Linked DNA regions of Homo sapiens: regions 1, 2, 3, 4, 6 and 7 are each linked to region 5. A link is a contact called in ENCODE Hi-C or POLR2A ChIA-PET data. All regions are on one chromosome and are shown on one strand. Each heading gives the region's core, a stretch centred on a gene start or an enhancer-like site at or near the end of the contact. The rest is flanking DNA. Distances are from core to core; before and after follow the strand shown. Region 1 holds the start of RUVBL1 (RuvB like AAA ATPase 1). Region 2 holds the start of SEC22A (SEC22 homolog A, vesicle trafficking protein). Region 3 holds the start of MCM2 (minichromosome maintenance complex component 2). Region 4 overlaps MGLL (monoglyceride lipase). Region 5 holds the start of OSBPL11 (oxysterol binding protein like 11). Region 6 holds the start of ABTB1 (ankyrin repeat and BTB domain containing 1). Region 7 holds the start of SEC61A1 (SEC61 translocon subunit alpha 1).

Evidence for each region. A loop is a pair of places that touch in the nucleus more often than their neighbours do. ChIA-PET counts read pairs that join two places held with the same protein, here RNA polymerase II (POLR2A). Pooled maps may share reads with other maps.
Region 1: a loop to region 5 is called in a map of CD4-positive, alpha-beta memory T cell, with 11 times the contacts of the local background. The contact joins the promoter of RUVBL1 here to the promoter of OSBPL11 in region 5. A Hi-C loop is called at or near these places in 1 of 168 maps with a recorded cell type or tissue (CD4-positive, alpha-beta memory T cell) and 7 of 50 pooled maps. POLR2A ChIA-PET finds 5 or more read pairs at or near these places in 1 of 52 experiments (A673).
Region 2: a loop to region 5 is called in a map of CD4-positive, alpha-beta T cell, with 12 times the contacts of the local background. The contact joins the promoter of SEC22A here to the promoter of OSBPL11 in region 5. A Hi-C loop is called at or near these places in 3 of 168 maps with a recorded cell type or tissue (CD4-positive, alpha-beta T cell, CD4-positive, alpha-beta memory T cell and CD8-positive, alpha-beta T cell), 2 of 37 single-sample maps with no recorded cell type and 9 of 50 pooled maps.
Region 3: a map of B cell shows a loop between it and region 5 (10-fold over the local background). The contact joins the promoter of MCM2 here to the promoter of OSBPL11 in region 5. A Hi-C loop is called at or near these places in 2 of 168 maps with a recorded cell type or tissue (B cell and naive thymus-derived CD4-positive, alpha-beta T cell), 4 of 37 single-sample maps with no recorded cell type and 11 of 50 pooled maps. POLR2A ChIA-PET finds 5 or more read pairs at or near these places in 3 of 52 experiments (PC-9, activated B cell and activated T-cell).
Region 4: a map with no recorded cell type shows a loop between it and region 5 (6-fold over the local background). The contact joins the enhancer-like site here to the promoter of OSBPL11 in region 5. A Hi-C loop is called at or near these places in 2 of 37 single-sample maps with no recorded cell type and 2 of 50 pooled maps.
Region 6: a map of CD8-positive, alpha-beta T cell shows a loop between it and region 5 (9-fold over the local background). The contact joins the promoter of ABTB1 here to the promoter of OSBPL11 in region 5. A Hi-C loop is called at or near these places in 2 of 168 maps with a recorded cell type or tissue (CD4-positive, alpha-beta T cell and CD8-positive, alpha-beta T cell) and 8 of 50 pooled maps.
Region 7: a loop to region 5 is called in a map of CD8-positive, alpha-beta T cell, with 13 times the contacts of the local background. The contact joins the promoter of SEC61A1 here to the promoter of OSBPL11 in region 5. A Hi-C loop is called at or near these places in 3 of 168 maps with a recorded cell type or tissue (CD4-positive, alpha-beta T cell, CD4-positive, alpha-beta memory T cell and CD8-positive, alpha-beta T cell), 1 of 37 single-sample maps with no recorded cell type and 13 of 50 pooled maps. POLR2A ChIA-PET finds 5 or more read pairs at or near these places in 3 of 52 experiments (BJ, GM10248 and naive thymus-derived CD8-positive, alpha-beta T cell).

The regions. Positions count from the first base shown.
Region 1 is chr3:128,121,991-128,125,893 of GRCh38, reverse strand. It overlaps RUVBL1 (RuvB like AAA ATPase 1), which reads left to right and starts at 2,082. Exons shown (of 11, transcript NM_003707.3): 1 at 2,082-2,310. The coding sequence starts at 2,170. RefSeq lists a silencer at 2,031-2,090 and an enhancer at 2,281-2,330.
Region 2 is chr3:123,200,445-123,204,145 of GRCh38, reverse strand. It overlaps SEC22A (SEC22 homolog A, vesicle trafficking protein), which reads right to left and starts at 2,203. Exons shown (of 7, transcript NM_012430.5): 1 at 2,160-2,203. RefSeq lists enhancers at 2,117-2,166, 2,407-2,486, 2,497-2,646.
Region 3 is chr3:127,596,197-127,599,660 of GRCh38, reverse strand. MCM2 (minichromosome maintenance complex component 2) reads right to left here and starts at 1,250. Exons shown (of 16, transcript NM_004526.4): 1 at 1,189-1,250; 2 at 114-343. The coding sequence starts at 1,194. It also overlaps a transcript of TPRA1 not described here. RefSeq lists a silencer at 952-1,111 and enhancers at 1,142-1,261, 615-1,572.
Region 4 is chr3:127,760,261-127,764,171 of GRCh38, reverse strand. All of the region lies in intron 3 of MGLL (monoglyceride lipase), which reads left to right. Among named protein-coding and RNA genes, the nearest start is that of MGLL, 60 kb to the left of the region's middle. RefSeq lists an enhancer at 1,153-1,202. Within about 2 kb of position 1,916, at least 15 of the 41 ENCODE cell types and tissues checked have a DNase peak (open chromatin) inside an H3K27ac peak, as active enhancers do.
Region 5 is chr3:125,593,499-125,597,338 of GRCh38, reverse strand. OSBPL11 (oxysterol binding protein like 11) reads left to right here and starts at 1,842. Exons shown (of 13, transcript NM_022776.5): 1 at 1,842-2,702. The coding sequence starts at 2,539. RefSeq lists a silencer at 1,725-2,134 and enhancers at 2,235-2,294, 3,255-3,314.
Region 6 is chr3:127,670,859-127,674,371 of GRCh38, reverse strand. ABTB1 (ankyrin repeat and BTB domain containing 1) reads right to left here and starts at 1,420. Exons shown (of 12, transcript NM_172027.3): 1 at 1,291-1,420. The coding sequence starts at 1,346. PODXL2 (podocalyxin like 2) reads right to left here. Exons shown (of 8, transcript NM_015720.4): 7 at 2,759-2,938; 8 at 1,570-2,104. The coding sequence ends at 1,892. RefSeq lists silencers at 1,049-1,308, 1,449-2,048, 2,059-2,138.
Region 7 is chr3:128,049,851-128,053,775 of GRCh38, reverse strand. SEC61A1 (SEC61 translocon subunit alpha 1) reads right to left here and starts at 1,339. Exons shown (of 12, transcript NM_013336.4): 1 at 1,217-1,339; 2 at 874-941. The coding sequence starts at 1,223. It overlaps LOC102723759 (a long non-coding RNA gene), which reads left to right and starts at 1,601. Exons shown (of 4, transcript XR_007096073.1): 1 at 1,601-1,814. RefSeq lists a silencer at 1,026-1,665 and a cis regulatory region at 1,158-1,774.

The DNA.
Region 1 (3,903 bases), core at 833-3,332, 2.5 Mb before region 5:
GAATGCCTCACTTTGACTACTAGTTGGTGGAAAAGTTTCCTTCTCCATATAGAGAAAGGAATTGCTTCTTTTCTAAGAGTAATGACCAGGAACAAGTCAATGAGGGGCTAAGCAACTTTGTGGGGTGCTGTCTCTAGTGCTGATGAACCACATGCCCTAGTAACAACCTCAGCCTTCCAAGGCCTGGCCTCTGTTCTTTTAGGCCCTGAAAATGCCAAAAGATTCCATTCACTGATGGAAATCATTACCAAGTCCTATAAAAGCCAACGTGTAAAATACATGCAGCAAAACTGATGAATTCAAGTGTATGTGTTTGTGTGTGGTCTAGAACCTTAATTGAATTCATGAGAAGCCTTAATTGTGAGCTGTGTTGTAGGCTGTGTGCCAGGCACTTAGGTTAAAATGGTAAACAATCAAATGTGGTCTACACCCTCAAAAGGCCTGCAGTTTACTGGGAGAGAAAAACATTGACCCAGTAATTATGCAAATCATTAGAAACCTAGATTCAAAAGAAAAGAAAAAAGTATATAGAAACCTAGATTCAAATGTTAGAATCAAGATGTACAAGGAGGTGTGAGAGGCCGGGCGCGGTGGCTCACGCTTGTAATCCCAGCACTTTGGGAGGCCGAGGCGGGCGGATCACGAGGTCAGGAGATTGAGACCATTCTGGCTAACACGGTGAAACCCCGTCTCTACTAAAAATACAAAAAAATTAGCCGGGCGTGATGGTGGGCGCCTGTAGTCCCAGCTACTCGGGAGGCTGAGGCAGGAGAATGGCGTGAACCCGGGAGGCGGAGCTTGCAGTGAGCCGAGATTGCGCCACTGCACTCCCGCCTGGGCCACAAAGCAAGACTCCGTCTCAAAAAAAAAAAAAAAAAAAAAAAAAAAGGCGGTGTGAGACTGTGGAACTACTGTAATTGGATTTGATTTCAGGTCTGTCTCAATTCTAACATAAACTCTCCTGCACTCTGGGCAAGTCCTTCCCTTCCTCTGGATGTTAGTATCCTCTTCTGTAAAAATGGTGTCATACCATTTGCTTCTGAGGAAATCTCTCCTATTTGTTGGAATTCAGCCAAGGCAACATCACCTTCATGATGCCTTCCCTGGCTCTCCAGGCTGTTCCGGGGGCTTCTGCTCTGGTCTTCTCGCCACCTGGGTGTACCTGTCTCAGCACATCTCACGTTGCAAGTTTTCTAAGCAAGAAGTAAACGCATCAAGACTTTTATCCCTGTATCCCCAGTGCATTGTGGTGTCTGGCTCGTGTTTGTTGAACGGATGGATGGATGGATGGCAAGTACAATTGTGGTGCAGGTTGTGCTAATATCATTATGAAACCTGAAGGGACAATTTGCTGGCTGATTGTCTCAGCTGGAGTCATGGGACGTGATGAGCATTATTATATAGGTTTTGAAGCCTGAAGATTTCTAGTTCTGATTATTTGTGATGCTTTCTTGGGCGGATGGGCCTCTTTCCGCTTGTTTGTAGCTGCATGCGTAATTACACTACCTTACAGGGCTGTGGAATTTTGAAAACTGCAAAATGTTATTTACAGTCAACTGAACTCAGCAGGAACCTTATCTCTCGGTGGAGGATGGAGGATAGAAGCAGGGGAAGACAATTCCACGGAAACGGTGGTGGGTTGAGCTGGGCCTTTCCAGGGAGATGCAAAGGTATGGGAGTCAGAAAACATTGGTTAGTAACCAATCCCAGTTTAAGCTCTGAACCTCAGTTCTTCTGTTTCCAAAACGGAAATAATAACTTGAGATTTGCGTAAGAGTATGACGTTCAAATGTGCTAATGGATAGGACGGAAGGATTAGGAGTGGTACCCGGGGGCCACTGCCTCGTGCAACGCCCCAGCCCTAGATCAAATCCGGGGCGTGGTCCCACTGTGCTCCCGACCCCAGCCTCGGCAGGAAGCGCCGGCTACGGGGGAAGCCAACCCGGAGACACAGACGGAAGTGGGTGACCGGAGCTCTAGCAGCAGCCGCGATGGGCGCAGCCGTGAGCCTATGGAGAGCGGAGGTGTTCCCGCTTCCACCAATGGAAAGCCGGTCTAGGCGGGCCTTTGCAAATTGCCCTAGTAACGGCCGCATGGTAACTCAGGCGCCGGGCGCACTGTCCTAGCTGCTGGTTTTCCACGCTGGTTTTAGCTCCCGGCGTCTGCAAAATGAAGATTGAGGAGGTGAAGAGCACTACGAAGACGCAGCGCATCGCCTCCCACAGCCACGTGAAAGGGCTGGGGCTGGACGAGAGCGGCTTGGCCAAGCAGGCGGCCTCAGGGCTTGTGGGCCAGGAGAACGCGCGAGAGGTGTGGCCAGTGGACCAGGGAGTTGGGGGCTGCAAGCAGGGCTGCTGCGGCGAGAGAGCTGCTGAAGTCGGTGGCTCGGGGCGGGATGCGCGCGCCAGGGGTCTCCCGCCATTATTTCCTCAGGGAAGTGAAAATGGGCCAGGGGCTCGGGGAGGGGCGCCGCCCTGGAGCTGGGTGAGGGGCCGCCCCAGGATACCTAGTGACGATCCACTGGGGGCAGTTGACGGTTTGCCAACTCATGGACAAGTGCTGATATAAACCCACACAACCCCGTCCCCTTAATTCGTACCAGGCTCTATTCGCGACACTGGGATACAGCGGGAATTAAGATAGGAGCTTACATTTTAGTGTAGTGAGAGACGATAAACGTGTACACCAATAAATAAAAATAATTATCTTATCTTGGTGGGGTTAGTTACTGCAGGGCTTTGTCGGCCACGGTCAGGAAATTGGATTTTATTGTGAATGCAGTGGCAGGCTATGGGACGGTTTAAAGTAGGGAATTGACTAAACTTTAAAAGCTCATTTTGGTTCCCAGGATCCGGGAACTGAGGGAGAGAAGTGGGAATTATGGAGAAGAGCAATCTGGTTTATCCACCCCTCCAAGCATCCTTTTTGACCATTCCAATTAAATCTCCTTTTTCTAAGTGCTGGTGATGCCAAGTACTTTCACATACATATTATTTTTTGGCAGGTGAAAATATTGAGTTGGGGAGAGGGCACTTCACGTATATGCTTGACACTCGTTTTAGTAACGGTAAACCTGGGGTTTGCACCCACGTGTATTTCTGACTCCCAAATCAGTGCTCTATGATGATACAGCCACCCTCTCTGCCTGCTGTTCTCTAAGGTCACAGCCATGCCCCTTGGCCTTTGGAGAGCCTTAGCTTCTACAAAAATCTTCACTTAATATAAAGTTAAGCTACTGCCTCTTAGCCTGATTTTTCTAAATGGAAAGGCCTCAAAGAAAAGCCTCAGGTTTCCATTTTGAGCATCATCTTTCCAAAAAGGAAGTGTTTGACCCTGGCTTACTAAGCAGCTAGTACTGCAAGTAGCTAACATTGGTTGAGTGCTTTCCATGTGCCAAGCACTGTGCTAAGTAGCTATATGTCCACTGCCTTGTCATATCCAACGTATTAGTTGTCCCTTCCCCGCTTTAGTATGACAGTTTTCAGACACAAAAAAAGTTGAAAGACTTGTAAATACTTGTGTGCCTAAATTCTATAATTAACATTTTACTGTGCTGCTTTATCATATATCTTTTCATCTGTCCCTCTCCCAATCCACTTTTACATTTCAAGGTGAATTGCAGGCATCACTACACTTTACCCCTACACCCTTTAACCTGTGTGCCATTGACTAGTATGAACTCTGTTCAAGTGAGGAAATTCTGGTTCATAGAGGTCAAATAAGTAGGTCCAAGGTTACTCATCTGGTAAGTGCGAGAGCCAGTATTTTAACTCAAGTCTATGTATTTAAACCCAGAGTGCATGCTCTATGCCTAAGTGCATGCTCTATGCCTAAGAGTGATGCTGTATGCCTAAGACCCACCTCAGCTACCAGGTTCTTGTGTGACTCTGGTCACATCAGTAA
Region 2 (3,701 bases), core at 954-3,453, 2.4 Mb after region 5:
TTAATGTTCATTTGCTTATCAAATTATCTTGCATATGTGACAGTACCAAAGTTTGGGAAACAATACCAATATGGTACATATTATTTTATTAAAAGTGCTCGCTGAGGGTGGGGGATAGAGTGGGTGATAAAGGGGATGGAATTTCCGCCATTTTGCCTATGCCTTCTACCTCACTAGCAGTGTTCGACATTCCTATTATGGGTGCTTGCACTGCACAGTATGTATAAGACCTCAGGCTTCACAACAGATTTTACCCACATCTAGGACAGGGCCCCCAATACATGCTCAAATGTGTCAATCCCAACATTTTTATAGTGCCACATAGTTCACGGTTGGGTAGGTAAAACCACCATTTTACAGATGAGGAAACTAAGGCTCACTTTCTCAATGTCACACTGCTAGTATATAGCAGAACTGGTACTTCGGTCTAAGTTTCTAGTATCTCTACATCACTATGCTTCATCAGTCTCCCAAAACCAACAAGACACAAGAAACCAGGGATATAGAAACTATCTATTCACTTGCTGCCTGGGTTCTAATCCTGGCTCCACCATCTACCAGCCATGTAAATTTGGACAAGCTTTGCCTTTCTATATCTCAATTTCCACATCTATATATTGTGGCTACTAATAGCATCTATCTCATAGGCTTGTTTTAAAGATGACAATAGTATCTATCTCATAGGATCATGTAAAGTGCCTGAAACATTGCCTTGTAACATGCTAAAAGCACTACATTAAATATTTGCTGTATTATTTATTGATTACTCTCCATGGACCACGCACTTTATACACATTACCTCATTTAAGCGTTCCAAAAACCTGTGAGATAGGTATTATTAGTTCCATTTTACCTTTGAGGAAATTCAAGCCCAGAAAGCTTGAGGAATTTTTTTTAATCCCTAAACGAGTAGGTGACAAAGTAGGGATTTAAACTCAGGCCCAATTCTAACAACTCTGTGAGACACTCAAGGAAGGTCACAGGCACCCCTGTGATAAGACCTAGGCCTCTTTCATATACCAACATAAGATATACTTCGATTTTAACCAGTTGCACGCAAAAAAAAAAAAAAAAAAAAAAAAAAAAAAAAAAGGCACTAAACAGATGTGATGGTTTTCAACATAGGAAATACCCGAATGTCCCATTACTTTAGGATATGGTCACAGGTGTCAGAGTCAAATACTGAATGAACCTTAATATATCAGAAATTGTAGGTACCGTTTAAGGCATTGCCTGATTCCTTACAATCTTAGCATGTAAGCAAATATCAGTAACATGGAAAGTGATTCAGAGTTTGAAAAGTGGCTGTTCCCCTGACTGAAGATCCCAACATCTCCAGTCTGGTGGCTGATACTTTTGCTCTGGGCTAGGCTTTGCCTTGGCTGAATAGGCATAGGAGGGACTGGTTCTCAAGCTCGCCCCCTGCCCCAGGTGGATGATCCAGGAAACTAAGCAGCAGGGAAAAATTATCTTAAGCTGTCTTCACTGGCAGAGAGATTCAAGCCAGCTGGGGCTTGTCCTTTTCTTTTGGAAGCCTCCTCCACTTGCCGAGCCAATTGCTCAGGTCTCCCTTCTGCCACATCGTTCCCAAAGTGACTCTTGAGACAGGGTCTCAAGAGATTTCCGTGAGCCAACGCGGGCAAATATCTGGGCTCAGGGCTCACTCCATCCCCACAAAACGTAAAGTAAGACACTGGTTCAAGTCCCATTCTGCCTAAAAGAAATAGGAAATGCCACCTCAAGCTCTCATGGGCCACCTACACAGGTAGATCACCGTGTTTCTGACACCTGGGCGCCAGGGAATCCCCACCACCATGCTGACAGCCAAGTGCGACTGTCCCTCCCCTTCAAACACTCCTTTCCTGGCTGCCCAACACCCGAGGCGGCTCAGACGAGGCGCAACCGCCGCCCGCCTGGCCCCAGAGAACCCTCAAGTCGAAGGGGACGGGGTCCCCGCTTGCCCGTCCCTCCAGAGCTCCGCGGCCCCGACTCCCATCCCAAAGGCACGGACTTGGCTCCTGCCCGTGGGGTAGGTCTTCAATCCCGAGGGCGAAGGCCGAGGCTGTGGCGAGAGGCAGGGAGCGGGAGGGGAGAGGCCGGCAGGGATTCGAACGACCCCTAAGAAAGGAAGAAGAGGACTGGGAGGGGCCGGGGAGTACCTGTCGAGACGGGACCCGCCGCTCCGAGTGACGCGCCCCGAAGTGCATTGTGGGGCCTGGGAGGGACCTTTCGGCGACGCTGCGGCGCGTCCAACGTGGCTCGCGCCCGCGGAATCAAACCACGCCCCCGTTCCCTCAGCTCACCCAGGCCAATCGGGTTCTGCAGGAAGGACACAACAACCCCCCAGCTCCCGGGGCCCTCCTTAGTCCCACCCGCTCCAGGAGAGATTGGCAGCTTCTCTCGCACCTGCGCCAGAAAAGTACAGCATCCTCTGATGACAGAACTACGTTGACTTCAGAAATAGGGCCAATCTCTTCCGCTCGCCGCCCTGTTTCTGCAGGCATTTTGTCTCTCACACGCGGCCCTACAGCAGACACTTATAAAGGGGACAGGGAGAAAAGCCCCCTCTGGGTGAGCAAGGAGAAGACCTGGCCCCGTCTATTCCCACACACAAGAAGGAAACTAACCATGGCAGAGAAGTGCCAGATGCTGACCCTGCGACCCCTTCCAGCCTTCGCATCGGTCATGCATTATTAAACAGGCATTTCCTGACTGTTTACCATGTGCCAAGCACCGTGTTAAGCACGGGGTTACAGGAGTGGACATAACACTTGATGGAATTTAAGGAGTAATTGGAGCAAGAGATATTAAAGCATAAATAGTTACAGAACTACAAATTGTCAGTATTGGGAGGGAAAATTAGTGGGTGCAATGATCAATTAATTTTGGACTATCAGGGAAAAGACTTCTGAATAAGTGCCTTTTAAGCGGCAGGCATATTGAAGAGCCTTAGAGAATGTTCCCCGCCAAGGAAATATTGTGTGAGGTTGTCGGGGCATGAAAGAACTTCTTGTGCTCTAGGAACTAAAAGGGAGTCAGTGTGGATGGAGTGTAGGGAGCAAGGAGAAACTTTGCCCGTTGACCTTAAGATATCTTCCAAAATACAGCCTGAAATCTGTAATGTGGCCAATAAGAGTCAGCATGGTCTGGCCCTTGTCTCATCTCAGCCCAAGGTCAATGGGCAGCTAATAAAGACTATTAAGTAGGATCCTATTTGCATATTTAAGAATCACTCAGGCTGTTTGTGGAGAATAGTGTGGAAAAGGGCAAGAAGGGCTGCTGGAAAGCCATTTGGAGGCAGTTGCGTCAGGCAAAGCCAGAAATGATGGGGCTTGAACTAGTGTAATGGGAGTTAGAGACAGAAAGAGGTAGATAATTTCAAGATATGTATAAATTAGAAATGGTATCCAAGGGACTTCATAACGGATTGGTTTGCCGGGAAGGGTCAACAAAAAGGAATATTAAGGATGACTCCTTAAGTAACTAGATGGATTAAGAAGCCATTTACTGACTCATGGAACACAGAAAGAGGAGCAAATGGTTTGGAATATGTTAAATTTGAAATGCCTATAAATGGAGATGTCAAGTAGATTTGGATATGTAGGTCTAGAGTTCAGAAGAAAGGCCTGAACTAACATAAATTTTGTCCTAGATATATACTCAACATAAATGTATTCATATATTCACCAGAAAACATATGT
Region 3 (3,464 bases), core at 1-2,500, 2.0 Mb before region 5:
AGGCAAGAATGCCATCGATTCATCTGCTCCCAGCTCCCAAAGCCAGGCCACCAGGCACACAATGGGCTCTCTGCAAAACTATCTGCTGAGTCCAGGGCCTTGAATGAAATTACCTTTCCATGCCATCTCCAATGAGCTCCTCTCCATCCTCTTCTTCCTCCAGGGGCCCCTCTGTGCCTAGGAGCCCCTCGGACTCATCCTCAAATGGTGGAAGGTCACGGCCAGGGCTGGAGGTGAGGGCATCAGTACGCCGGGAGCTTCGGCCAGGGCTGGAGGTGAGAGGATCATTGCCTCGCCGACGCTGGGCCGGGCTGGATGCCATGGTGAAGGATTCCGATGATTCCTGCAAGAGAAGGTGCGGTTGTCAGAAACCTAGGAAGCTGGTGAGGCATGATACAGCTTCCTTTTTACCATCAGGGGCCTTCCCTTCTTTCTCTCCACCTGTGACTCTTGTCCTCCAACACACCAAACCCCTTCCAGCCTCCAGATCTTTGCCCTTGCTGTTCTCTCACCTGGAATGCTCTCAGCTGAGCAATCTGAGTCAGTGGCTTCCAAACAAATAGAAGCCAGCTCAAATATCGGGGTCACCCACATCACCGTGCTTTCTCCATGAAAAACCACTGAGGTTATGTCATTTGCCTATTTACCTGTTTACTGTCTATTATCTCCCCTTAAGCATTAGACCTATTTCAGCACACACAGTGCGCAAGGTATTGTGATAGAGATGGCATAGAAGAGCCACCAAAACAAGAGGTCTGGAACTCAGATGTGGAACAGACAGTATACAAGACAAAGGGACAAGAAGGTAATACAAAAGTAAGTGTAGTGTTTGGAACAAGGATCATTGGGAAATTAAAAAAAAAAAAAGTTTAAAGGAGTGTAGTGAAATGGGGGCCTGTCTTTTGTACGCTCAGCGCCACACAGATGGCGCCCAATAAGTATGTGTGGGGTGAATAAAGGACAGAGGCTGAACGGGCCGAGCTCGCCTTAGGGAGCCCAGGGCCCCAGGTCAGTGGTAGGTAGGCGAGTCGCCTCACGCAGGGTGCAGGCGAGAAAGTAGCTGCGCCCCAGAGCCTGGGGCCCAGCCTCACCCAGAGCGCCGCCCTGGGCCGGGGCCAGAGTACGGGAAGCGCGCAGCCTCCGCACCCATGTCCCCGGCGCCCGCCCGCCACGCGCCAGCGCGCTCACCGCCATAGCAGTACCACGATCCTCTCCGCCACTACAGCAACAACCAGGTTTCGCGCGAAAAGTGGTTCACGTGACCCACCAAAGCCCGGGAAGAGCCCTACGGAACGCGACGTCATGACGTCGGCGTCCACTGGCGACCAGAAGGGACACGGAGGGGCGGGCCAGAGGGTCCGGTCCCGCCTACAACGCCCGAGGCGCTCCGCCCAGAGCCCGGAGGTGTGCGGCCCGGCGCTGTGCGCGTGCGCTCGCCTGCGCTGTGGTGGGAGCTGGAGCGGAGGTAGAAGCTGAGGCTCCAGGGGACCCGACGACACTTGCTGGCTGCGTGACCTCGGTCACACCAGGGCCATTTTGCTGACAAGACAACAGAGGCCGGGCGCGGTGGCTCACGCCTGTAATCCCAGCACTTTGGGAAGCCGAGGTGGGCGGATCACAAGCTCAGGAGTTCGAGACCAGCCTGACTAACATGGTGAAACCCAGTCTTTACTAAAAATACAAAAATTAGTTGGGCATGGTGGCACGGGCCTGTAATCCCAGCTACTCGGGAGGCTGAGGCAGAAGAATCGCTTGAACCTGGGAGGTGGAGGTTGCGGTGAGCCGAGATCCCGCCACTGCACTCCAGCCTGGGTGACAGAGTGAGACTCCGTCTCAAAAAAAAAAAAAGACAGCAGAGGTTCAGAGCCTGGTTTTCTGACGCTTCTTACCGTCTTAGGAGCACAATGGTTTAACTTCTCCCAAAGCTCAAAGGCTCAATACTTCAAGCAGCTGGACAACTCTGGGATTTTGTAGGAGGTCACATCTGAGGCTTTAGTAGGAGTTATCTTTGCCCAGGGGAGCGAAGACGCAGGGAGGATGTTACAGATAGAAGGATGCCATGTGCAAAGCTGCAGAGGTCATGGCAGGGCCCGGATGTGCAAGCCCCTCCCTAAGAACTAACCCTAGGAGCTTATGATGCCGGGCAACAGACAAGACTTGAGGGAGAGAAAATCCGGATCAAAAAAGAGCTAGATGTTTTTCTAGAGAGTTTGACTATTCTGTATTCTGAAAGCAATGGAAGGCCATGGAAGCATTTTGAGCAGGGTGAGACGTGAACTAGTGTGGGTTTTAGAATCCCTCTGGCTGCTACCAGGTGGAAGTGGATTGAACGAGGTTGAAGGCAGCAAACGAGGAGGTTGCTGTGGTTCTTGTCTAGTTCCAGGCAGCCTTAGTGAGCAGAGGCAGGGCTGAATCGCAACCCTCTTAGCCAGGCACTTTGTGCAGTGAACAAGCATCTCTGCCTGGGACCCAGGGTAGGGAGGCAGGAGTGATGGAGAGAACTGGAAATACAAGATGTTTAGGAGGTGGAATCTTTTTTTTTTTTTTGAGACAGAGTCACTCTGTCACCCAGGCTGGAGTGCAGTGGTGCAACCTCAGCTCACTGCAACCTCCACCTCCCAAGTTCAAGCGATTCTCGTGCCTTAGCCTCCCGAGTAGCTGGGATTAGAGATGCACGCCATTGTGCCCGGTTAATTTTTGTATTTTTAGTAGAGATGGGATTTCACCATTGTTAGCTAGGCTGGTCTCCAACTCCTGACAAGTGGATCCGCCTGCCTTGGCCTCCCATAGTGCTAGGATTACAGGCGTGAGCCACCACGCCCGGCCAGGAAGTGGGGTCTATAGGTGTTGGTGATTGAGGACAGCAAAAGAGGCATGCAGGATGACACCAGGATCCTGGCTTAGCTAGGTGGATGATAGCTGAGATAGGAGCGCACAGGAAGACCAGCAATTTAAGGGGGAAGAAGATGAGTTTGTTTCTGGCTGTGCTGAATTTGGGCCGAGGGGACATATCCAGGAAGCTGTTGGATATCCATGTATGGGACTCAAGGGCGTGTTTGGACTGAAGCTGTAGATTGCCTTGGGAGTGGTTGTATAATCCAGAGTGAGTGCAGGGAGATGAGAAGGTCTAAGCCTGGGACCTGGGAAACCCCAACAGTTAAGAGACACCAACAAAGGATGTGAAGGATGCACCTCGGATGCTAGGAGCTGCTGACAGGAAAGCTGAAGAGACTCTGCATGGGCTTGTGTTATCTATTGCTGCATAAAAAATTATCCTGGGATGGCCAGGCATGGTGGCTCACACCTGTAATCCCAGCACTTTGGGAGGCTGAGGCAGGTGGATCACCTGAGGTCAGGAGTTCAAGACCAGCCTGACCAACATGGAGAAACCCTGTCTCTATTAAAAATCCAAAATTAGCCAGGCGTAGTGGCGCATGCCTGTAATCCCAACTACTCAGGAGGCT
Region 4 (3,911 bases), core at 667-3,166, 2.2 Mb before region 5:
ATGTCAGAGGTGGGTTCCTGCATCTGAGAGGAAAGGGGAACACAGCTGGGGGTGGTATTCAGGCAACTTCAGCATCAGGCATGGGGTGCCACCCAGAGAGGCCATGTGATGGGCATTGGGGATTTGCAGCTTAGACAGTGGCATGCAAGCTCCGAGAAGCTGGAGGAGCGCCTGAGAGCCGGGAGGGAGGAGGGTGGAGGTGGAGCCTCTTGCTTCCACCCATGTCGGAACCTGGGTCTTCCTTTCCTGTCTTCCCAGCACGCAGCTGAGACTGCACACTGAGGTGGGTGTAATGACTACGGCGACATCAGTAAACTTAGCTGCTCCTTGAGGACAAGACCCATCTGCAGTTTAGCCTTACCTCCCCCTCCCCCACACAGGGGTTCAGTCTCTGGGAGAGTTTGAGGACGGGAGGGCAGTAGGAAGAGGAGAAGGGGCGGGAGGGGAAGGAAGGAAGCTCAGCGAGGCAGCACAGAGGGAAGGACCACAGTGGCCGAGCTTAGGGCACAGACAGAGGTCCACTCCAGGCCAGGTCAGGGGCTGGATTGGCCTCAGCACAGGTCCAGGTGGGGCTCCAGGGAGATGTCCCCACCCAGGTTGCTTGGGCAGGGTCCGAGATCCAGATGGCCGTGGCTGCTGTGGCAGGCCCCTTGGCAAGCAGAAGCCACACTGTGGCATGCTTGTGAGGGTCCCCCATTCTACTGAGTCAGAGCTGGCCTTGAGCCTGAGGGGCCCGTGCTACCACAGCAACTGGGTACAGCCCAGTGTTTTCTGCATCCAACCTGGCTTCGCGGGGCCAGAGGGTGAGAAGAAAACAGACATCACTCTAGGTCCCCAGAAGAAGCCGTTTCGGTCTTTGGCAGTTGTTGCTATCATCCTCAGACTGGCATCTTCAAATCCATCTTGGAGATGATGTACCCTCCGGAGCCTTTCTTTCTGGCACACCTGTCCCCTGGCTGCTGGGGCAGCCTGCACACTCACCGCACACCTGACATCCTATGAATCCACATCGCTGCACCCTGCCTAGGTAATAAGGACCTTGCATGGTGGTTGTTGTTTTTCTATCTCCAAATACTGAGTATTTCCCTAAAGACATTCAAGGAGGGTGGATCACACATCTTTCCCCAATCAGAGTGACACACTGTGATCCAGCACACATGAAGATCAAGGGCAAAGCTGGGGAGGCTGCCATGGGGGGAAGGCAGAGTCTGGAGTGACACTGGGTTCCAGTCCCAGCTGCAGGGCACAAACACAGACCTGGCCTGAGGCGTCCCCATCACATCTCCTGTCTGTGAAGTTGAGATGGTAATAATGGTACCTAGGTGTAGAGCTCCAATCTGTAAACTTACCATTGATAAATTGCTTGGAACAGGCCCTGGCCCAGAGCAGCATGCAGGAAGTGCACCTGTTACTACGTGCATACTCATAACTGAAGCTGCAGTAATGACCAGAACTGCTCTCATTTGATGGTCCCTGACAGAGCAGTGGGCTGCAAGGAACCTGCAACGAAGCCTCTGCCCCTCCCTTTCTCATTGTACAAGGGTAGGGGACAGACTTCGAGGTCCCACCAGTTGGTGGCAGTTTTGGACCCGGATCTCAGGCCCCAGCTCCCAGAACCAGGTTCTGTGCACCTCTCCACCCATTTCGTAAATTAAACTTCAAAATCACTCTGGCTGCAAGTGGACCAGAAGAAAGGACTCCTCAAAGGAACTTTAAAATAGGTAGGGTCAGGGCTGGCTTCGCTTTGACACAGCCCTTAAGAAAGGCTGGGGGTGGGAATGGGCAGAGTCTGTCTTGTGAGCTGAGCCTTTCTGAAGTGGGAGCTCAAACAGCATGTGACCAGGAAATGGCTGGCCCACCAAGAACTAAAAATAAACGGCTGTAATGCTGCCAACCGTCAGGGCAGGCGGGGAGGACGCGGAGAGCTCAGGAGCAGAGCCCAGTGGGGTCCTGCTCAAAATGAAAAGAGAACCGCATGCCGGCAGACAAGGTGCTTCATGTGTCACTAACGTGGAAGCAATAAACCACGACTGCACTGTCAGGCTGCCCTTTCTGAAGGGCTTCATATTCTCTATTTCATTTCATTTCATTTTCCAAGGCAGGTAAAGCCATCGTCATTTTCATTTTACAGGAGAGACAACAAGCCAGGAGTGGTAGAGCCAGGATCAGAATTCCAAATCACAGATCTATTAAGCTGTGTTCTCGGTGTCTTGGTTTCTCCCCTGTTAGAGGTAAAGGGAGAAATTAAAAAGCAAACAGAGGACCCAAACCTTGCATGGGATCCTCAGATGCAGTCACAACTCCCCGGCAAGTGCGCTGGGTGCACTACGCATATTTAGTGCTTGTCTGGGCATTTGAGAATGAAGCTCTGCCTGGAGTCCCTCCCTGAAGAGCTGGGGTCCCAAGGGCCCGGCCGATGAAGCGAGGAGCCGAACGTGCCAGGAGGGAGGCAGCCTGCGTGGCAGTCCAGCTCTGCCCACGGCCGGCTGTGCGCCAGCCCTCTCTGTGCCTCCGTGTCCTCACCAGCCAAAAGAGGAAACCCACAGTACCTTTGTGGTGGACTGGTGTAGCCCAGTCGCTTAGGGGAACACGTGGACACACACACAGAAGGCACTTGAAATGCAGCTTGAAGGGCAGTTTGCAGTCTCTGGTCCAGGCAGTGCAGAAGTGGCCTCTTTGACTGCTGTCTCTGAGTGTTCTGTGGCTTCCACCCTGGCTGTGGAGGTTAGTACTGCTTGCTGGAGAAGGAGGAGCCCTGGGGAGGCCTCCACCCTGGTCCCTCAAAGCTTCTCATCCCCACCCTAAACTAAGCCAGCACCCCCAACACAACACGGTGGCTCTAACAAGACACAGCAGCAGGGGAGAAGCCAGTTTGCCCAGTGGGCCCTGGAAAGTGACGCAGTCTGGTCATCAGCACCCCAGAAATCCCTCCCAGGCGGTGGGCCCCTTGATAGTGCGAAGGGTCCGGATGGCCACAGGGAATTGTACGTTATCTGAACACAGCAACTGGGGCCTCTGCTCTCCGCATCTGTGTGGCACCTTGCTCATAGCAGCTGCTCAGTGAAGGCTTGCAGAATTACAAGGCATTTCACAGAAATGATGGTTTCTTTGGATACGCTCAAGTTCACACTTGTGAATCCTGTATGTGTGGGTATGAATTTGGCCTGGAGGATGAGCCCTGTTTAAAGAAAATCAAATAACGCTTGCCCAGCTGGAAAAATCCATGACTTCTGTGCTAATAATTTTTTCCACGGATCACCCCATTTAATCCTACGGCAGCAGAGTAAGGCAGGCAACGTCCCTATGGAGGAAACAAGCTCAGAGATGCTGCCTGATTTATTCAAGCTCACAGTCATTAGGGGGCAAAGTCGGACTGAAATTCTTACACACTTGCACCTTGCTACAGTTTTAACTTTTGGGAAAATGCTTTGGGGTGCAGAGCCGCAGGTTCCATTGGACCAGCGCCCCCCAATCAGTGCTGTGCCTCTGAGCAGCTTGGCGTGGGGCACAGCCCCCAGGCGAGTGGCCCTGGGGTTTCTGCATCATCTGACAGAAGTGCCGCAGCGGCTCCAGGAATAGCTTGCGACGCGCAGTCTGTCAGGGGTGCCGTGCCAGCTCCTCACCTCGCCTCCTGCCAAGGCTCTGCTAGAAGATGCTCTGACTCCCAGAGGTGGCGCCTGAGCCTGGATGAGGGACAGAGCCAGCATCGGGGCTGACTGCAGGGGGAGAACAAGGTCCTTTCACCTTCATTCCTCAGCACCCACGTGCCCTGTGTGGCATGGTGTGAGCCCAGAGGGGTTGGTCCCCTGTTGACAAGTGGAGCTTAGCCCAGAGAGTTCTGTTATGTGAACCTGCTGGGTGGAGGCAGAGTGGCCTGGCCTACTCTTTATACCTGTGTGTCCAGGACAGTC
Region 5 (3,840 bases), core at 593-3,092:
CCCAAGTGCTGGGATTACAGGAGTGAGCCACCATGCCCGGCCGGTTTTTGTTTTTTTCTTTCTTTCGTTGAGACTGAGTCTTGCTCTTGTTGTCCAGGCTGGAGTGCAGTGGCGCAATCTCAGCTTTTAGTAGGATGAGCCGCAGACAAAACCTCTCAGACACCGAGTTGTAGAAGGAAGGGCTTTATCCAGCTGGGAGCATCAGCAAGCTACTGCCTCAAAATCTGAGCTCCCCAAGTGCACAATTTCTGTCCCTTTTAAGGGCTCACGACACTAAAGATTTCACATGAAAGGGTCATGATTGATTTGAGCAAACAAGCGGTACATGACAGGGGCTGCATGTACCGGTGGTCAGAGAGAAACAGAACAGGGCAGGGAGTTTCACAATGTTCTGCTGCACAATGTCTGGAATCCATGAATAACATCGGTTTCTAAGTTATGAGTTGATTTTTAACTACTGAGTTTAGGCCAGGCAGGCCCAGGCCTGGTTTCCGGCCTGGCGCTGGGCTGCCTGTCTTTGGTTTTACTTCCTTGCTGTTTCTTTTTTTCTTAAAACAGGTACTGAGTATAAAACAATATGAGAGGGTCTCTCTCCTTCCTCAGGCTCACTGCAACGTCCGCCTCCCAGGCTCAAGTGATTCTTCTGTCTCAGCCTCTTAAGTAGCTGGGATTACGGGCACGCACCACCATGCCCGGTTAATTTTTGTATTTTTAGTTGAGAATGGGTTTCACCATGTTGGCCAGGCTGGTCTCGAACTCCTGACCTCAAGTGATCCGCCCACCTCGGCCTCCCAAAGTGCTGGGATTACAGGCGTGAGCCACTGTGCCCAGCCTCAAGTCATGTTATTATAAACTAAAATTAGCAATTAGGAGAGACTTTAGAAATCTACCCATGCACTCTTGTTTTACAAATCCAAAACCAAGGCCTAAACAAGGTGAAAGATTTGTCTGGGGTCTGGAAGAGTACCTAGCTCTGTTCTGAGATCTCTAATTTCCATGACAGCTTCTTTTTAATTTATAATAATGATTGGCTTTACTCCAATGTCATGCTTGCCCCCCCCCCACCCCAAGTAACTAAAACGTACAGATGTTTGCTTCGTTCTTGTACTTTCTTATTTTTGTAAGCTTTCTTCCTAAAATGCCTGGAACGGCCCCTCAAATGGAAGGCTAGGACGTGGTTAGGAAGGCGGGCACTCGGCCGGGCGCGGTGGCTCACGCCTGTAATCCCAGCACTTTGGGAGGCCGAGGCGGGCGGATCACGAGGTCAGGAGATCGAGACCATCCCGGCTAAAACGGTGAAACCCCGTCTCTACTAAAAATACAAAAAACTAGCCGGGCGTAGTGGCGGGTGCCTGTAGTCCCAGCTACTTGGGAGGCTGAGGCAGGAGAATGGCGTGAATCCGGGAGGCGGAGCTTGCAGTGAGCCGAGATCGCGCCACTGCACTCCAGCCTGGGCGACAGAGCGAGACTCCGTCTCAAAAAAAAAAAAAAAAAAAAGGAAGGCGGGCACTCACACACCAGAAGGGAACTCTCTAGTGCTGCTGGCTCCTTTGTTTCTTCCTCCTTCACTGTCCGGGTTCCTCGTTCCGTTGCGGCGCCCTCCCTCGCCCTCCCTCGCCCATCAGCCAGTCGCCCAGCTACCAGCTCCCAGAGCCTCCGCCTCCTTCAGGGACCCGCCGCCCTGACCCAAGATGGCGCCAGACGCTTCGGCTGTGAGGGAAGTGAGCTCACGCTACTCCGGAAGGGAAGGCGGGAAGGGAGCAGGGGGCGGGGGGTGGCTGACCCGCTGTGGGGCTGTGGGGCTGTGGGGCTGTGGGTGGGGCGGCGGCCGCGGCCCTGGCATTCGCGCTTGGGTCTGGAGATAGCGCGAGAGACTCACCGGCTCCTGGGAACCCAGTCGAGGGCCCGGGCCAGGGGCATAAGAGGAAGTTGTCCCGAGTGGCTCGCCTCTGGCCCTGGGAGAGGCGGCCCCGGGAGCCGGCGTCCCGCCCCCGGCGGCCTCATTCCCCGACCCTCCTCCCCGGCTGCGCGCGCCGGCCCTGGCTGTATCTCGGGGGCTGCGGCGGGAACTGCCGAGCGGGCTTGACTGGACGCACTGCCTGAGGACCTGCGGAGGAGACGAGGGAGCGCGGCGGGTCAGCCCCGAGGTTAGGCCGCGGGTCCCCTGTCCGTGGCGCTCCGTCCTTTTCCCAGCCGTCTTGGCTACAGAATCTGCGACCTCCCCACACTCCTTCTCTTTTGAGTATGTCACTTAAGTCTTCTCGCCGGATGCTTTTTCCTCCTTGCTTTTGCCGGAAAGGAGAGAGATACATGTGAAGGATATCTGTCCTCGTTGCTTCCCCTGCCCTCTCAAAAGTTTAACTTCTGTGGGAATGTGTATCTTCCTTTTCTGGACCATTTGACAGTCCCGCCCCAGCCGCCGTGTGATTTAGCAACCGGTATCATATTCAGATCAAATCTTAAAAAAAAAAAGTCACCTACAGAACTACAGAATTGTTCTCTCCCGCTCAAGAAGGGCAAGTGGACTTTGGCGTTAAGATGCAGGGGGGTGAACCAGTGTCCACAATGAAAGTCTCGGAGAGCGAAGGAAAGCTGGAGGGCCAGGCCACAGCGGTGACCCCGAACAAGAACAGCAGCTGTGGAGGTGGAATCAGTAGCAGCAGCAGCAGCCGCGGTGGCAGTGCAAAAGGCTGGCAGTACAGGTATGCTCCTTTCTCCAAAATTATTTCCCGAGGTGGAGGTAGGGGTGAATATGCCCTGGAGGCTGCATCCCGCAATTGTTGAAAGATAAAAGTTTTTTCACTGGCTTCCAGAAGCTACTGATACATCTCGTTTGGATCTGGGACCTCGCCTAAAAGATTTAATCCATTCATTTGTTCATTCAACAGGTATTTATGGAAGGCCTTTTGAGGAACACAGAAATGTATCCCTGAACTTCCTCTACAGTCAGAGAGTTAATGCTTCCTCAGATTTAATTCTGTACTCACTTCTGCTTTTGCCTATGTTGCAATTTATTTACAAGCCAGCTTTCTCTGATAGACTGCGAGGGCAGGAACTGTTTAACTCAGCTTTCTCGAGAGGGTAGCAAATACTGGTGCTCAAAACTTACTTGTCCAGAGCTTCTCCAGAATCAGAAAAGATTCTTGCCCTGAAGGTATTTGTGACTTGGAAAGGGGAATGTACATAAGTAATTGGAATGCAAGGACAAAGGTAGAGATCCTAATGCCTCTGATAAACTAAACCTGAGCCTGGAGATGTTCAGTTTGCGTTGCTCAGGCCACTTCAATGCTCTCTGTGTTGATGAGAAAGTCTATATTTGTTAATTTTCACTAATATGAATGAACAACTTAAGGAACAGGAGGAGAGTCCTGGAGAGGCAACAAGTTTTGTTTTTGTTTTTTCATATATGAAGTGTAGGGAGAAAGAACTATCCAGAACCTTAAGAATGAATGAAACAAACCAGCACATCCCATCGTATTGGAACTAAAGGGATGAATTCTTAAGTTTTGATTGACTCCTATGTGCCTAACTGTAGTCCTTTTTAGCCTTTGTGCTTATTTGTGCTTGTGAAATTTTTGTGAAACTTGGAAGGGATTAAAGCCAAGATTTTGTGAGGGATATACATTTATCATGAATAATATTCATATGTATGAAATATGCATGACTATATTAACATATAGAAGTGAAGTATAGAAGATTATAATTTTTTTTTTTTTTTTGAGGCAGAGTCTGGCTCTGTCACCCAGGCTGGAGTGTGGTGGCGCGATCTCGGCTCACTACCACCTCCACCTCCTGGGTTCAAGCGATTCTCGTGTCTCAGCCTCCCGAGTAGCTGGGATT
Region 6 (3,513 bases), core at 171-2,670, 2.1 Mb before region 5:
GAGCCTGGGTCAGGACGGGTTCATGGTCTGAGAAAGAAGGCCCGTGGAAAGGAACGGAGAGAAAACATCCCTTTTGGTATGGGGAAGCCTCCCCCAGGTGAGGGCAGGTGACAGGCAGACCAGAGCAGGAGAGGCACTCAAGGCAAAGTGCAGGCAAGGATGTGGAGGTGGGGTCGAACAGGCAGACACTGTGTGCTATCAGTGCTGGGGGACGATGGGCTACAGGGACAGAAGCCAGAGCCAGTGCCGAGGCTGGACCTTTGGCCTTTCAGCGTTTGGGAGAGGAGGTGATGGAGCCTTCACTCCCACCAGAGCTCTCTACTGCAGGAAGAAGCTGGCCCTGTTAGAAGCAGGGAGCCCGGGAAAAAGCTGCTGCAGGCCTCCTGATGGTGTGGAGGGCACACAATTCTAGGAGGCAGGAGTCGCGGGATACAGCAACTGATGGGATGCGGAAGGTGAGCGAGGGGAGTCGCCAATGCTAATGCAGCCCCACTGAGGCGGGGGCAGCCCAAAGGAGGCCTCCAGGCTGCACCTGGAAGTGCTGTGAACCCACTCAGCGTTGACACTATGCACTAACTCTTGAGTGGCACGGGATGTCAGGGAGCGGCCCAGGGAGGCTACGGGAGTACAGCAGCCCGGCGCCAGCCCAGGGGAGGTGGAAGCAGTCAGTCAGCACCAGGTCAAGGGGGAGGAAGGGCCAAGAAAAAAGGAGGTCAAACGGGATAGTGGAAGCCCAAGGAGGGGAAGGGCCCCAGAACCCAACTGGGCACCCCTTCCCTCCGCGTCCGGCCCATGGAGGGGGCATCTCAGCGCCAGATTCACTTTAGCTGCGTCAGGAGTTTCCGAATCCTCAGGGACCGGAGGCCGATTATGGGCTCTAGGTGTTCCCCGCGCCAGGTCCAGAGAGCACGAGAGAAAGGGGCCACGTCTGGAGTCCCAGGCCTATACCCGCGCCCTGCGCCCGGGGGGTCTGACGTCCGGGCCCTACCAGGGCGAACAGTGGCCCGCCTTCTCTCCGCCCACTTCTGCGCCTTCGGGCCTCCGCTGAGCAGTCCCTTCTTACAGGAAGCCCTCCGGGGGTCAATGGCCATCAGTGTCCCCGCCCCAGCGCGCTTCCGCTGGGGGGCTGCGGCGGGGGTCCGGGTGGTCTGCCCCGCGGGGGCGCTCCGAGGGCTGTGACCCGGCAGAGGCGCCCGCCTCTCCGCGGCCGCCCAGCCGCCCGTCCCAGGGCCCGAGGCGTTCCGAGGGCGGCCACCTCCCGCACCCTCCCCGGGACTGCGAGGTCCTCACCGCACTCGGCCCACATCCCCCTTCCTGCAGCTGGCGAACAGGTCGCTGGTGTCCATGGCGCGGAGGATGGTACCCGAGCCGAACGACCTCGGGCGGCGAAGCCGCGCACCCGGCGGATGTAAACACGCTCAGCCCCGCCCCGCCCCGCTCTGCAGCGGCGTCCGGAGGACCCGCCCGCCCCGGCCTCCCCGCCCCGCGGCCCCGCCCCTGCCCCGGGGTGCCCCGCCCGCCCCGCCCCGCCCCAACCCCGGAAATAAGAATGAGTCAAGAAGGCAGACGCGCTGGGCCCGGCGTGGTCTCCGGGCGGGTTTAATTGAGTCCCGGGGCGCAGGAAGCGCCGCCCGCCGCCCGCGGGGCCGGGGTTCAGGGGCGGGAAAGCGGGGCCAAGGCGGGCTTTGAGGCCTGCCCCTCGGGCGGGAGTGAGGGAGTTGGTCCGAAGCCGCCGTGTGAAGTCGGGGGAAGCGGGAAGGAGCCCGCGCCGAGGGCCAGGCCGCGGGGGCGGCCCGGGTAGGCGCGGGGCTGGTGCGGGCTCCGGGCCGTCCGTTTCGGGGTCCACCTCGCTTGGTCCTGGCGGCCCACTCGGCCTGCGCCTCGGCTGCGCTCACAGGTGCGTGTCCTCCTCGAACACGTCCGAGTCCTCGGGGTCCCGCTTGCCCCCCATGAGCGCCCCCCAGCTCCCCGGGCCGTTGAGGGCCCCGCCGCCGTTCAGGCTGGGGTGCTTCTCCTGCATCTCCGACTGGCTGTCGCTGGCCACGTCCAGCGTGGGGTTGTCGTGGCAGCCGTTCTCCACGAAGCGCAGCTCCTCGCCGTGCGACTGAGGCGGGGTGGGGAGAGGCCATGGGCGAGCGAGCCAGCCCCCGGACAGCGCCAGGCCCGCGGCCGTCTGTGCAACCCCACCCAGGGGGTTCCCGCGGCACCCTCCACAGGTGCCAGATCCTTCTTTTCTGTTGCTGCAGCTCAACTCCTTTCTCAAAATAAACCTACTAGTCGTTGGCACTACAAAGCCCCGTGGCCTCCCTGACGTCATCGATCCCCCAACAGCCCCCTAAGAAGACTCCACTTGCGAGGTGGGCAGGGAGCATCGCTAGGGCTCTGCTCGCTTCCTCCTGGGGAGGCCTCTAGGCTGCTGGAGCCTCTCCTTGATCCTTGGGCACCACCAACGCAGGGCCTGCCTCTGGTGAGGTATTCAGGTGCTCAGGCCCTGCAGTGCCTGCGCCGGAAAGGGGCTGGTGGTGCCAGGGAGGGGCCCCCTGGTGGGGCTAGCAGCCCCCTCACTCCCTGCACCTCTGGCACCTGTCCTGGGGCTGGTGCCCTGCAGAGCAGTCAGCAGTGCTAGGCTGACCAGCTGCTTCACCCACGGGACCCTGTGCGCCCAGGAGAGTCACTGCCTCCCCTTGCAGATGAGGACACCTATCGATGGGCACTCTCCTCTCAACTGGCCCCCAGCCCCACCTGTCCCCACACTCACCACGTGCTTGAGCTTGGGCAGCCGGCGCTGCCAGCAGTTGTAGAGCAGGCCAAGCGCAATGATGATGATGCAGATGGCCCCAATGACCACCAGCACCACGAAGAGCGTGCCGTAGTCGCTGCGCACCTGGCTGGCCCGCGCCTGGCAGCTGCTGGTTGTGGAATAGTTCTGGATGCCAATCTAGGGGTGGGAGGGGCCAGTTTCCTCAGCTGAGGTCCTGGGGTGCCATGGCTCCTCTGGGGTGGTTGCATTGGGCTCGGGTGGGGATGGGGGAGCAGGCTTAGAAGGTGCTGGCACTCCCGGCTCCTGAAGTTCCCTGGCGCCTGGGCTTGCCTCTACCCCATGCCCATCCCGTTTGCCTCAGTACACCTGGAGGCCTCTCCACCCCATGCCCATGTTCCCAGCCTCCTTCACATCCCACCATAGCTTCTGCCCCAGCCGCTGAGTCTGAGCTCACTGTGGCCCTAGGCCTCCAGTGAGAGTGGACCCATGCTGCTGGACACCATCCAACTAGAGAGAGTGCCCACACCTATCCTAACTAGTTAGAGAGACAGGAGATGTGAGCCCCCCACACATCCTCCACCATACAACCGCTTCCACCTCGGTGGGGAGGGGTGGACCAGTCAGCTTCCTGATGCCAGGGCCGGTGCAGGGAGGGATACTGAGGGCATGCAGGCCACATGGGGGGCCACCCCGGCTGCCCAGCTTCCTCCCTTCCCATGGCGTGTTCACTGCTGGCATGTAGCTGCCTGCAT
Region 7 (3,925 bases), core at 90-2,589, 2.5 Mb before region 5:
AAGGGTGGGACCTAGGCTTGCCTGCCTCCAGAGCCATGCCCCTTCGCTACACTGGAATTGAGGGGGTAAAGCTTTACAAATTCGTCCATTAAAAGCAGCACATGGGCATTTATATGAAACTATTTTACGTAAAAAAATGAAAGTGGATTCCAAGCACCCAAGTGTCCATGTGAATGCTTTAACAACAGTTTGAAAAATAATGTGAGGACACAAACATTTTATTCCCCACTCTCTAACCTAGGAACCTAATGAAACTTTTTTTCGTTGACAGCTGTAGTTACACTGGCAACACTCACTCCACACAATTTCTGATTCAGCACAGCTCTAAATTTAATCTTTCCTTGTTTTAATACACCGTCTGTGAAAAGCAGCAGACTTCACAAAAGAATAGCCTTTATTCCCCCTATTGTGACAGCCTACATAAAAGGTACAAAATCATTTGTAAATACTAAAGTGACAGCCCTTCCCTTTAGCAGCTGGATACAAAGGGCATCTCCTGGGAAAAAAAACCAACCCGTGATCTGCTCCCGTTGGAGGTGAAAAAGGGAGGGTAACTCAATCTGCTATCCTAACTGAGGCCTTATTCATTCATGGCCCGGATCCATTTTTGGGACAGGGCAACCGGAGGCTTTGTTCTCGGAGCAACATCCACCAAAGATGCTCCAAATAAAGCACAGTGATTTCAGTGGAAATTTCCACACAACCAGGTCACCTTTCGACAGCTCTCCGGAATAACAGAGCACAACTACACTCCAAGGGAAGAGAAGGGAGAGTTTCCATTGCCGTGCTGAAGCCATTTTTAATCATACTGTAAACTTCCAGAGTCCAGACAGTTTCCTGAAACCTTCTTTGTTGGCGATTTGGGGTACTTACCTTCCTCTCTGGCTTCTGAATTTCCGGCAGGATGACACAGAAGGGCTTGATGACTTCCAGAAATTTGACTTTGATGGGAGAAACAAAACAGGAAGAGTTGGGACACAGAGAAGTAACCTTCCGCGCTACCCAGGGACGCCTTCTGCCCACGACGAGTGAGAGCAGGGGCCAGGGGAGCCGGCCGCACCCCGGACGCGTGGGGATACTCGAGAAGGGCCGGGGGCACGGGCCGCGTTCTGCAGGGGGCCGGTCAGGGTTGGCCGGCGGGCGCCCGACCGCACGGGTGTGGGGAAGGGGGATCTGTTCCGTCCCGGCCTCAATAGGGCTTCCCTACAGGACTCACTTGCCATGGCGGCGGCTGCTCGGGCTCCGGGTCCCGCTTCAGCTCAGCTCTGCTCCGCGTGAGGCGACGCTGCCCGCGGCCCAGCGCGTTCCACTGCACAGCAGCTCCGCCGAGAGACACGTCAGTGCTAGCCCGGCGGCAAGCGGCGCGGCGCGGCGCGGGGCGGGGCCGGGGCCGGGCCTCGGATCGCTTCCGCTTCCTGCCACGCGCGCCCGCCGGCCGCCGCGCTTCGCCGCGCCGCGCCGCTTCGCCGAGACCTCAAGCCCCGGCATGCAGCGGGGCTCCTGGGGCCTGTCGGGAAGGGGCCTGGCGCGCGGGGCCCGCCGGGACTGGGGGTGTGCGGCTGCGCAGACTTGGTAACGCGAGAGCGCGCGGGGAGGGTGTGTCACGCCTCCCGAGACTGGGGCTGTGCGGCCTCACGGAGAAACTGAGGCAGGCGCGAAGCGTCGAGTGCGCGCGTGGCCCTGCAGGCAGGCGGAGACCCTGGTGGCTCCCATACACGTAACAGCACTCACTGCTCTTTGACGTTAGTGAATAGACCGTAAGCTCCCTGGAGCAGGGACCTTATCCCAGCGTCTACCGCGGCGCCCGTCACCTAGTAGGTCTCCGTCATTACCTGCTGAGTAGGGCGCGGGCTGGTGGGGCTTACCGAGCACCCTCGCTGTCTGAGTCATTAAGCAAACCCGGAGGCTTGTCGTGGGTGTGGGTCCCCTTCCATCTGAGAACGAATGGGATGAGTTTCTGGAGAGACTTGGCCGGAGAAGGGCCGGGGCAGCTCGGGAAGTAGTCTGCCTCACAGAAGAATTCAGGAAGGCCTCCTGGGAGAGTACCTTTGTGCCGAGCCTTGATAGATTCTGGCGAGAAGGAATGAGGGAACAGGTTGAGGAGACTGTTGTGGGCAAAGCATGGCGGTGTGATTGCCTAAGATCGGTGTGGGAAAGGGGGATAACGGGTAGGGCAAGGGATGCTGGGGCTGGGGGTTGGAATTTACTTTCAGGCATCTGTAGTCAGTAGGTATGATGTCATCTAAGAGAAACAGACTTAATGCTGTGAGCATTTAGCAGGGAGGAGGTGGGCACGCCTTGTGGGATCAGGCAAGGTTTCATGGAGCTAAACCTTGACCAGGACAGGTAGAAGTTGAGGGTACATATGTGGCAAGATGCTTTTTTGCTTTTAATTTAGGTGTCAACTATTTGGATTTTTCCATTCTCACCCATTTCTAGCAGATAATCAGGTTTTGTACATTCTTGGCTCAGAAAGTTGGACAGGACAGGAAGTCTTTTTTGGAATACAAACCCACTGGTGGAAAATTCAAAGGACTACTGGGAACAGGCAGGTAACTTCAGTGAAGTGGTCTAGGTGTGACATCACTTGATATCCATCCCCCACCAAAAAGGGGAAAAAGAAGACATTGACTCTTTATTCAGAGTCTGAAATGCAACCCATCTTCACTTCCAGGACCCACTGATGATCTCTTCTGGAGTTTTGGCCTGAAGCTAAAACTGGCAGCCCCTGGACTAAGTTCAGCATATAGACTAGATCCGATATTTAGCCATTATGCACCCTGCACCATATTGATGGTTAAAATGTTGAAATATTTCGAGGGTAAATAGTATAGTAATTACAATAAATATTACAATTAGTTAATAGAAATTTTAATATAAACTCATTGGTTTGTGCTAATAGTTGTAGGATGTCAGTACCATTGATAACAGGCCTCCTGTTGTTTCCACATTATGACACAATCTGGCCTGTGTCACTGCAGGGACTGCAGCCAAGTTACGTGTGTTAAATCACTGATTGCTTTAGGAGAATCACTAGTTTAAAATATTTTTATTGGACTGGGTGCAGTGGCTCACACCAGTAATCCCAGCACTTCGGGAGGCCAAGGCAAGAGGATCACTTGAGCCCAGGAGTGCAAGACCAGCCTGGGCAACATGGCAAAACCCTGTCTCTAGAAAAAAATACAGAAAAAAATTAGCTAGGCATGGTGGCGCATGCCTGTAGTCCCAGCTACTGGAAAGGCTGAGGTGGGAGGATCCCTTGAGCCTGGGAGGTCGAGGCTGCAGTGAGCTGAGATCTCACCACTGCACTTCAGCCTGGGTGACGACAGAGTGAGACTCTGTCTCAAAAAATAATAAAATATTTCTATTGTAAGCACATACATTAATTCTTCGGAAAATAGGTATGCAGTGTTTTATATTTATACATTTAAGATTTTATTATAGGATATTAGAAACATCCACCTAGAATGAAAGAGACCACAAAAATCTGGATGAATTTTCAATACTTTTAAGTATGATAAATGTAAATCTTGATATCTGCAGAAGAATAAACAAGAAATTTGTAATAATAATGAATCCCCGCCTGGAACTTCTTTTGATACTGTTTAAGAATCAGCACAAAATAAAATTTATAATTTATAAGATAAACTTTATTACATAAAATCTATAGTTTTGTAGTGAAAAAATAATTTTTTTCAACCAAAAATTTGACATTGCTAGTGACAGAAATGTTGGGTACTGAGTGCTCAGAAGTTCTATTGTTAAAAGATCAAAGTGTTAAACATATATTCATCAGAATGCTCTTAAAGCTTGTGCAAGTGAAGAAAAATTGTGATTATCGATGAGAAAAGAACTTAAAAGAATATAATCAGTTTCATAAATTAAGTATTTGAAAACTTAGAACTCCCAAAAAGGTTATCAGAGT